3 separate regions of the Homo sapiens genome follow, and all the other regions are linked to region 1. Evidence: chromatin contacts called from ENCODE Hi-C or POLR2A ChIA-PET data. All regions are on one chromosome and are shown on one strand. Each heading gives the region's core, a stretch centred on a gene start or an enhancer-like site at or near the end of the contact. The rest is flanking DNA. Distances are from core to core; before and after follow the strand shown.

Region 1 (2,558 bases), core at 31-2,530:
TGCAGCAGAATGATGGACTCAAATCACAGAGACACGACAAAGTGACGGGTAGTCAGCTGTGGGTTGGTTCAGAGGCTCAGGCTGTTCCGGCTCTAGGTGATTTCCTGCTTTCCTAGGGTTCCCACCAGCTGCCCTCATGGTGACAAAAAGGCTGCTGCAGCTCCAGGAAACTTACACTGGGCAAGGACAACAGGAAGAAAACAGCCCCCACCCACCCAACTCCCCTTTTAACTAGAAGATCTTTCCCGAAACTCTGCCTCAACAGACCTCGCTTACTTCTCCCTGGCCCGTACTAGGTCGTGTACCCATCGTTAGCCAATCGCTGGCAACGGATTGGCCCCGTTTTAATTTATCCAAAAAAGGCGCCAGTCTGGGCTGTTTGGAGCAGTCAAGGGAGCTCCGTGCTAAGGCAGGAGGGGCCTGGACATGCGGCTGCAGGAGTCCGGGCCTCGGTGCCCTAAGATGAGGGCTCAGTGGTGCTCAGCACCGCGCCGGGCCAGAGACTGAGCCGCCGCCGGCTGTTGAGGGTTGGTTGGCTGAATCCCCGGCAGGGGCCAGGCGGAGCGAACATCACCGCGGCAACTGCCTCCACAGCACACACTCCCGACAGTGGCTGCGCTTTTCCCCTTCAGCACAGCCCAAAGGCCCCGGCAGCTCAGCACCTGCGACCTCCTAGTGCCCTCCAGCCTACGGAGGAGTAGAAGTCCTTCCGGGGCCTCCCAACCAGCAGCCACCAGCCACCAGCCACAAAAGCCGTGAGCCGCGCGGGGCTGGCCTGAAAGCTCTGCGTCTTCCCACCGCGGCAACAGCAGCTCCCACCCGGAAGCGAGGCAGCCCTGCGGACCACAACTCCCAGAAACACCCGCTGTCTCGCTCAAGCTAATTGACCCGCTGCGCCATCTATTAGCCAACCAGCCACAGGGAGACGGCTCCCCACGAGGCCTAACAACCAATCATAAGACAGAGGAGGCGGGCGCTCCTCCAGCCGATCCACGGGGTGTTGTCAAAAGTTTGGCGGGATCCTGAAAGAATGCTTTCTTTAGAGCCCCACGGCTGCTCCTGTGAAGGGAGAAGCGACAAGCAGAGATATGCAGGGACCTCTCTGCGAAGTAATGACTTGGGGCAGACGGACAACGCCCACAGCATCCCAATAGTCTCAGAAGACTCTGGTCTCTGCTACTCCTGCCTGCGGTCCTCGCCTTGGTGCTCTCGCGCTTCCCGCGGCGTCCCGCCCCTCCCTCTCCTTATTGGCTCCCCAGGGCCTTGTGCGGAAGGGGGCGTGGTGCGCGGGCCTCGGCCAGGCCTGAGATGCCGGGAGGGTTTGACCCTGGGGCTGCATGGACAGCTTAGCGCTCGGCCGCTGGCGACAGCGGAGGGCGGAGGATCTGCAGGTTCCGGGGGACGTGGTGAGCCCCCGGGGCCTGGGCGTTAGGGACGGGAGGGCGGATGGCCCCTGGGCGGGTTCCCACCGCGCCTCGTTTTTGCCGGCGCGGCCCTGCCTGTGAGGAGGCCTGGCCCAAGACACTCGCACGCTCGCGTACGTCCCTGGGAGGGCGTGGCCAGTGATGGGCGTGGCCTGTTAGGGCGGGGTTGTGACGCCGCTCTCCCGGTTTCGCGCCTGCGCGGTCGGGCGCGGAGCTCGGGCACCTTCCTGACCCACACGCTCACTGGGGCTCCAGACCCAGGCTCCCTAAAACATGGGCCGAGACTCATTGCAGGACCTCGGGTGCTTGGTATCCGTGTCATGTCTTCTCCTGCCGTCTACACCTGACTGTTCCTGAGTCTCGTTCACTGAGCGCCTGCCACGTGCCAGGCCCAGGGCTGGGTGTTGGGGGACGAGTACGTGGGGAGCGAACACGCGCAGAAAATTACCCGGCATTGAGCGTGTTAGTGCTTCTTGGGCTGAGTCCATTAACTGATGAGCAGAGGGTAAGATGAGATGGTAATGGGGAGACTTGCACAAGATCCCAGGGTGCGTGGGTAAGTCAGGTATGTGTGAGACTTGAAGGATGACCGGGGGTAGGCAGGATGGGAGGTGACAAAAAACAGTGTTGGAGGAAGGAGCTTAGCGTCTTAGGGGCACTGAAAGAAGTACTGCAGGATTGGAGCTGGAAGACAGAGCTGCTTGGCATTCCTGTATTTTATCTTCCACCTCTGCTTGCAAATTGGCCAGTTCTTACTTAACCTCGTTTATTTCAAAGTTCCTCGCTAGGGGCAGCAGTGAGCAGCCAACATACCGCATATTTGCTTTTTTTTTTCTTCTAGAGCTACACAGGCTTGGTAAGTGCAGGATCCGTCTTCCCAGTTAATACAGGCAGCATTTTTTTAGATGTCTTTACTGCGTAGCGGGAATGACTAGCTTTCTACCCTGCACCATCTCTTTCCTCACTACTCACTGCCTGGCCGTGAAGCCAGTACCACTTAGGTTTCTATCACAGCCGCACCCCTCCTCCAGGTACCAATTGTTATATTACTAGGGTGCAGGTTACCCCAGTAATATAGTAATAATATGGTATAGTAATGTAGTATAGTAATAGTATAGTACAGTAATATAGCAG
Region 2 (2,558 bases), core at 44-2,543, 1.8 Mb before region 1:
GGGAAGGTGTATTTGGTGCAAACACCAATCATTTTTAAGAAAAGGTTAAAGGTTTACAATGTTCAGTAAGATGTATGAACAACAACAAAAAAGTCACTATGACTCTGAATCTGAAATATTAATCAAACTTCTAAGACTCGACCAAGTTCTCCATTCAACGGTGAAAAAGGAAAGCTACATAGCTTTTTAACTTTAAGGTGACAGGTAAGCTTCATGGGAAGCTGGGGTGGGAGGCACTTCCCAGTTCCCTCCCACCACCCTAAAACTTTGTGCCTGGGCCAATTTGAGAGTATGATTTAAGGAAAAGACCAGTGAACTTCAAGTAATACCATGAAGTTCAAGACTAAAATCTGGAATAGAGACCTTAAAATATATCAGTAGAGAAAGTAGCAGTACCTCACAGTAAAATTCAAGGATTTTAGAACCGCAGAAAGCAGACCTTAAGAATCAGGGAGCCGAGGCAACCAGCTCGCTCAAGAGCGCACCGCCGATGAAACGCAGAGCCTGGTGGGGGCCGAGGCCCCGACCCAGCCCTAGGCGCGTTCCCAGCCTCTGGGCCATTGTGCCGCGCTGCCCGAGCGCACGATATGGACTCCGTTCCCGTCCCCGGCTCCGCCGCGGTCTCCTCAGTTCCGCCCCAGGCAGGAGGCAGCCCCGGGCTTCGGTTCCGCCCCGGGCAGGAGGCAGCCCCAGGCGCTGGGTTCGGAGGACCCGGCCGCCCGTGACCTTGGTGACTTACATAAGTCCCGCCGCGGGCCCGACGCCTCCGCCCGTGCCCCGCGGGCCGGGACAGCGGACAGAGGACGGCCGCCCCCCGATCACGGCCCCCAGCTCGGCCCCTGGCCCCTGCCCCGCCCGGCCCCCATCCTCCTGCCTGCCTTCCACGGACGCTTGGGGCCCGGAGGCCGCGCGCGGCCGGGCTGGGAGCTGTCCGCGAGGGTCCCGGGGCGGGGCGCGGCGCGGGGCTCACCTTCGGCCACGTCCTCGTCGATGGCCCCCTTGACCTGCGAGAAGCACCACTGGAAGTCGTTGCCGCCCGCGGGGCAGCCGCCGCCTCCGGCTCCTGCAAACACAACGGGGCGGTCAGGCCGGCCGCGGCCCCCGCCCGCCCCCGTGGTCCCCGCCGGCCCGCGCAGACCCCTCACCTGCCATGGCAGCCGGCGGCGGGACGGGCGGGGACCGCGGCAGACCAGGGAGACGGCCTCCGCGCCGCTGCAGCCGAGCGCTCAGCCCCGGGGCCGCCACCACCGCCGGCGCCGCCGCCGCCGCCGCCGCCGCCGGGGAGGGATTTTTTTCCCTTTTCAAAATGGCGCCCAATGCCCGTCGCCCCGCTCGATGACGTCATCGCCCTCCGCCTCCTCGGACGGGCAGCGGACGGGGCGGGCCGCGGGGGCTGCCGGGGGCGCCCAATGCGCCTGCGCCCGGCGCCGCTCGGCTGTAGGGGGGAAGGGACGCCTGGGCGACTGCGGAGGGAAGCCGGGGTCGCCGGGCGCAGGCCAGCTCCTCGGCCCTCGGCCCTAGGCCTCCCGCAGTGGTCCGGTGTGCACCCGGCGCTCCCCAGAAGACTAGCGCCGCCGGCCGCCCCTACTCTCCGGGGACTCCCGGAGAGCCTAAGCTGCGGCCGGACACGCCTTCAGGGCGCCGCTTGGCCGGACACGCCCCCATCCCGCATCGGCCAATGGAAACGTGGGTTCTCCGTGGAACCGCCAATGGAGGACGCGCTTGGCGGCGGTGGGCGGGCATGTGGGCCGGCCTCACCTGAGCGCGCCGTACCTGAGCGCTGCCTCCCGCCCACTGCCCCCGACGCGGAGTCTCGCTCTGTTCCCCGGGCTGGAGTGCGGGGGCGCGATCTCGACTCCCTAAAAGCCTCGACCTCCTGGGCTCAATCCATCCTACTGCTTCAGCCTCGGAAGTAGCTGCGAGCACAGGCACGCGCCGCCAGGCTCGCTGATTTTTAAATTTTTTGTAGAGACGGGGGTCTATGTTGCTCAGGCTGGTCTCGAACTCCTGGGCTCGAGCCATCTGCCGGCCTCGGTCTCCCAATCCTGTCCACCTCCCTTTCGGAGCGCACCGTTGCTCACCAGATGGCTACCTTAGGGGTTCTTGGAGCTCCCAGTGCAGTCTTAGGGAAACAGGGCCGATCGTTTCATTTGCGGGTGGTTTTCTCTGGCATACTGAGCGATCATGGGTGCTCCTCGACTTACAGTGGGGCTACCCTCCCCGCAAATAAGCCCTTCCTAAGTCAAAAATGCATCTAATACCCAATCTACCCGTCGTAAAGTTGAAAAATCTGAAGTCGAGCTATCATCAGGGGGACTGTCCCTATGGGATTGATGTCCGGAATCAGAACTTCTTTCAGGGTAGCTGCGGTGGGCACTGATGGTATTGCACCACTAAAAGACAGTCGCTGCAAATCAGGAACATTCGTCCACTCCATTAATATTATTTATTGACAGCTCCTGCCACGTGCGGCACACTCCACAGCCCTGGGGGTGAGAGGTTAACAGAGCAGAGAAATCTCAGCCCTGGTAGAGCTTACCTTTCAGTGGGGGAGACAG
Region 3 (2,558 bases), core at 42-2,541, 1.5 Mb after region 1:
AAAAGAGTATTGTTTCCTTCTGGTATGCTTGTTACTTTACAATTACGTATATTATGAGCCCGAAGGTTGAAAGAGCTCTTGCTTTTTGTTAACGTGTTCTCAAACCACTAATTATTTCCTCCTGTCTTGAGGTGCTAAATACATAAACACATGGAGCCCTCAGCTTAAAAAATTAGGGCTTGGCTTTTCTTCCAGATGAATCAGCGTGAAGGATGATTCCTTCAGTCTCCATCCTACACACACTATGACCACACGCTAAACCATGCAGCAGAGAGAACAGAACCCCGCCGGGCTGGGCTGCCAGGTTGCTAGTGTCAGAAGTTCTGAGCACACACCGAGGCCGCGTGGAGACCCGCTCTCTCCTTAGAGTAGTTCACGGGGAGTGTATTAATCTGTTCTCATGCAGCTAATGAAGATATACTTGAGACTGAGTAATTTATAAAGGAAAGAGGTTTAATTGACTCACAGTTCAGCAGGGCTACGGAAGCCTCAGGAAACTTACAATCATGGCAGAGGGAAAGCAAACACGTCCCTCTTCATACGGCAGCAGGAGGCAAAAGTGCCCAGCGAAGTGGGGGATGAGCTCCTTATAAAACCATCAGATCTCGTGAGAACTCATTCACTATCCTGAGAACAGGATGGGGGAAACGGCCATCATGATTCGATTATCTTCACCTGGTCTCTCCCATGACCTGTGGGGATGATGGGAACTACAATTCAAGATGAGATTTGGGTGGGGACACAGGCAAACAATATCAAGGAATTTGAGCGAGGTCCCTTCCAGCACCTTTGAATTGACAGTGTTTGAGCACCTGCTGCCTAGTCTTAAAGTGTGAATTTGGCCACATGACAACACATTTTGATAAATAAAAACACGGGCTTCATAAATCTTGTATGGACATGAGACATGTAAAAATATTTTTTCCATTTGGTTAAATGAACATTTTCATCTGCAGAGAGAGGCTTTATAAATTCTAAAGCTCAGTAGCCATGTGGCCTAAATTACATTAATGTTTAAGTTATTCAATAGCAAATGTCTACACTTCACAGTTAATTTCGGGATGTCCCCAGAATCTGTCCTATCTTCTCTGTGATGTAGGCAAGGTGAGATTAAGCTGGCTGACTTCGTTGAAGGAAAACAAGAAACCAGCCTCTGCCTCTCGGGTCCCTGAGTCAGGCCCTGGTTCCTGGACAGAGTGGGCGGGCCTTGGATGCTGATAATTGAAGGCGGCACCTCCGGAGGAGACGGTGACTCCTGCAAAGACGTCTGGTGGGAGTCCAGTCTTATAGAGAGGTGAGGGCCCTGCCAGCCCACGGCCCCAGGATGTCAGTCACTCAGCTGTTTCTCTTCTCAGACAGGCAGGGCCGGCGAGCTCTGGCCATTCCTGGGTTGGGTGGCTCAGAGAGCCAGTAGACATGTCACAGAAGCCAGGGCCCCCGGAGTGGCACCATCTGGCCCAAGGCTCATGTTAATACAGCCAGCACTAGCCACCCGGAACTGCAGGGGACACTCCAGCAGGGACACTCCTCTGGGCCTCTGAGTCAGAGCCACCTTCTTCAAGAAGATGCAGGCCTCCCCTCACCACTGACTCTTTGCTCTCCCTCCAGCAGGGGTGAGTCATGCTGTCACTTGCAGGTTCAGACTGGACAAAGTGGTGTGGGTGACTCACCTGGATGAAGACCAGGACATGGGGTGTCATTTCCTATTTATCTGTAATACAGATGAAAACCCAGGACGTGTCCAACGAGCACGGACAAGGACACTCATTACTAGCCGGTAGGGAAAAGCAAATTAAATAGGCAAATTCATAGAGACAGAAAGTAGAAAAGAGGTTGCCAGGGCCTGGGGGAGGGGGAACAAAGAGCACTTTCAATGATAGTTAATGTCTGGGAAGATGAGAAAGTTCTGAAAATAGGTAGGTGGTGATGGTTACATAACATTGTGAATGTACTTAATGCCACAGAATTATACACTTAAGGTGATTAACATGGAAAATTTTATGTTATGTATCTGTTATCACAATTATTTTTTTTAATCCCAGGGCAATGCGACATGGGAAAACTCATGAAAGTGGCCCACAGAGCCACTTTGTGGCTGGTCCCTCTCTCAGACCCCATCCCTGTGTCCTCAACTTCTTCATCTTTGCTGGTTTCATTCCCTCCCTCAAGCCCAGAAACAAACAGTTTCTCCTACAAAAAAGAGGAAAATTAAGTTCCTGTGGAAACTTCACCACCTGTTAAAAAGCTGAGGGAGGGCCTGGCCCTATTTGCCGTGCAAGTGTGTCCGCAGGACCTGCTTTTAGAACATGCCGATTCGCCCCGGAAATGCAGGTGTGGCCTTCTCCCACAGGTACAGGGACAGGCACTCATGGGCCCAGAGGCATCTGGGGCTAAAGGTTGTGTTTGTTTTTATTACATATTAGCCATTGTCATCCCCCTCGCGCCCCCTCAAAATAGACATCTGATTATCACCAATTTAAAACCAGCTTTTCCTCTCACTAAAAATTCAGTATGAAGCCATTGTAGTAGAATTCCTCTCACATTCCGAGGCTTGCAGA

The links. Hi-C counts contacts between places; a loop is a spot of excess contacts on that map. ChIA-PET counts read pairs that join two places held with the same protein, here RNA polymerase II (POLR2A). Pooled maps may share reads with other maps.
Region 2: a loop to region 1 is called in a map of CD8-positive, alpha-beta T cell, with 17 times the contacts of the local background. The contact joins the promoter of PPP2R2D here to the promoter of C10orf143 in region 1. A Hi-C loop is called at or near these places in 7 of 168 maps with a recorded cell type or tissue (B cell, CD14-positive monocyte, CD4-positive, alpha-beta T cell and 3 more), 14 of 37 single-sample maps with no recorded cell type and 20 of 50 pooled maps. POLR2A ChIA-PET finds 5 or more read pairs at or near these places in 5 of 52 experiments (A549, CD4-positive, alpha-beta T cell, HEK293T and 2 more).
Region 3: a loop to region 1 is called in a map of mammary epithelial cell, with 4 times the contacts of the local background. The contact joins the enhancer-like site here to the promoter of C10orf143 in region 1. A Hi-C loop is called at or near these places in 2 of 168 maps with a recorded cell type or tissue (mammary epithelial cell and naive thymus-derived CD4-positive, alpha-beta T cell), 2 of 37 single-sample maps with no recorded cell type and 9 of 50 pooled maps.

The regions. Positions count from the first base shown.
Region 1 is chr10:130,109,552-130,112,109 of GRCh38, reverse strand. It overlaps C10orf143 (chromosome 10 open reading frame 143), which reads left to right and starts at 1,280. Exons shown (of 4, transcript NM_001355042.2): 1 at 1,280-1,406. The coding sequence starts at 1,338. It overlaps LOC102724883 (a long non-coding RNA gene), which reads right to left and starts at 817. Exons shown (of 3, transcript NR_188169.1): 1 at 1-817. RefSeq lists enhancers at 1-105, 586-915, 1,776-1,955, 2,116-2,225 and a silencer at 1,206-1,585.
Region 2 is chr10:131,899,743-131,902,300 of GRCh38, reverse strand. It overlaps PPP2R2D (protein phosphatase 2 regulatory subunit Bdelta), which reads right to left and starts at 1,293. Exons shown (of 9, transcript NM_018461.5): 1 at 1,146-1,293; 2 at 971-1,063. The coding sequence starts at 1,152. RefSeq lists silencers at 484-533, 714-1,113, 1,184-1,693 and an enhancer at 1,934-2,033.
Region 3 is chr10:128,628,589-128,631,146 of GRCh38, reverse strand. No RefSeq gene overlaps it. Among named protein-coding and RNA genes, the nearest start is that of LINC02667, 280 kb to the left of the region's middle. RefSeq lists an enhancer at 1,103-2,302. Within about 2 kb of position 1,291, at least 2 of the 41 ENCODE cell types and tissues checked have a DNase peak (open chromatin) inside an H3K27ac peak, as active enhancers do; they include mammary epithelial cell, where a contact is called at or near this core.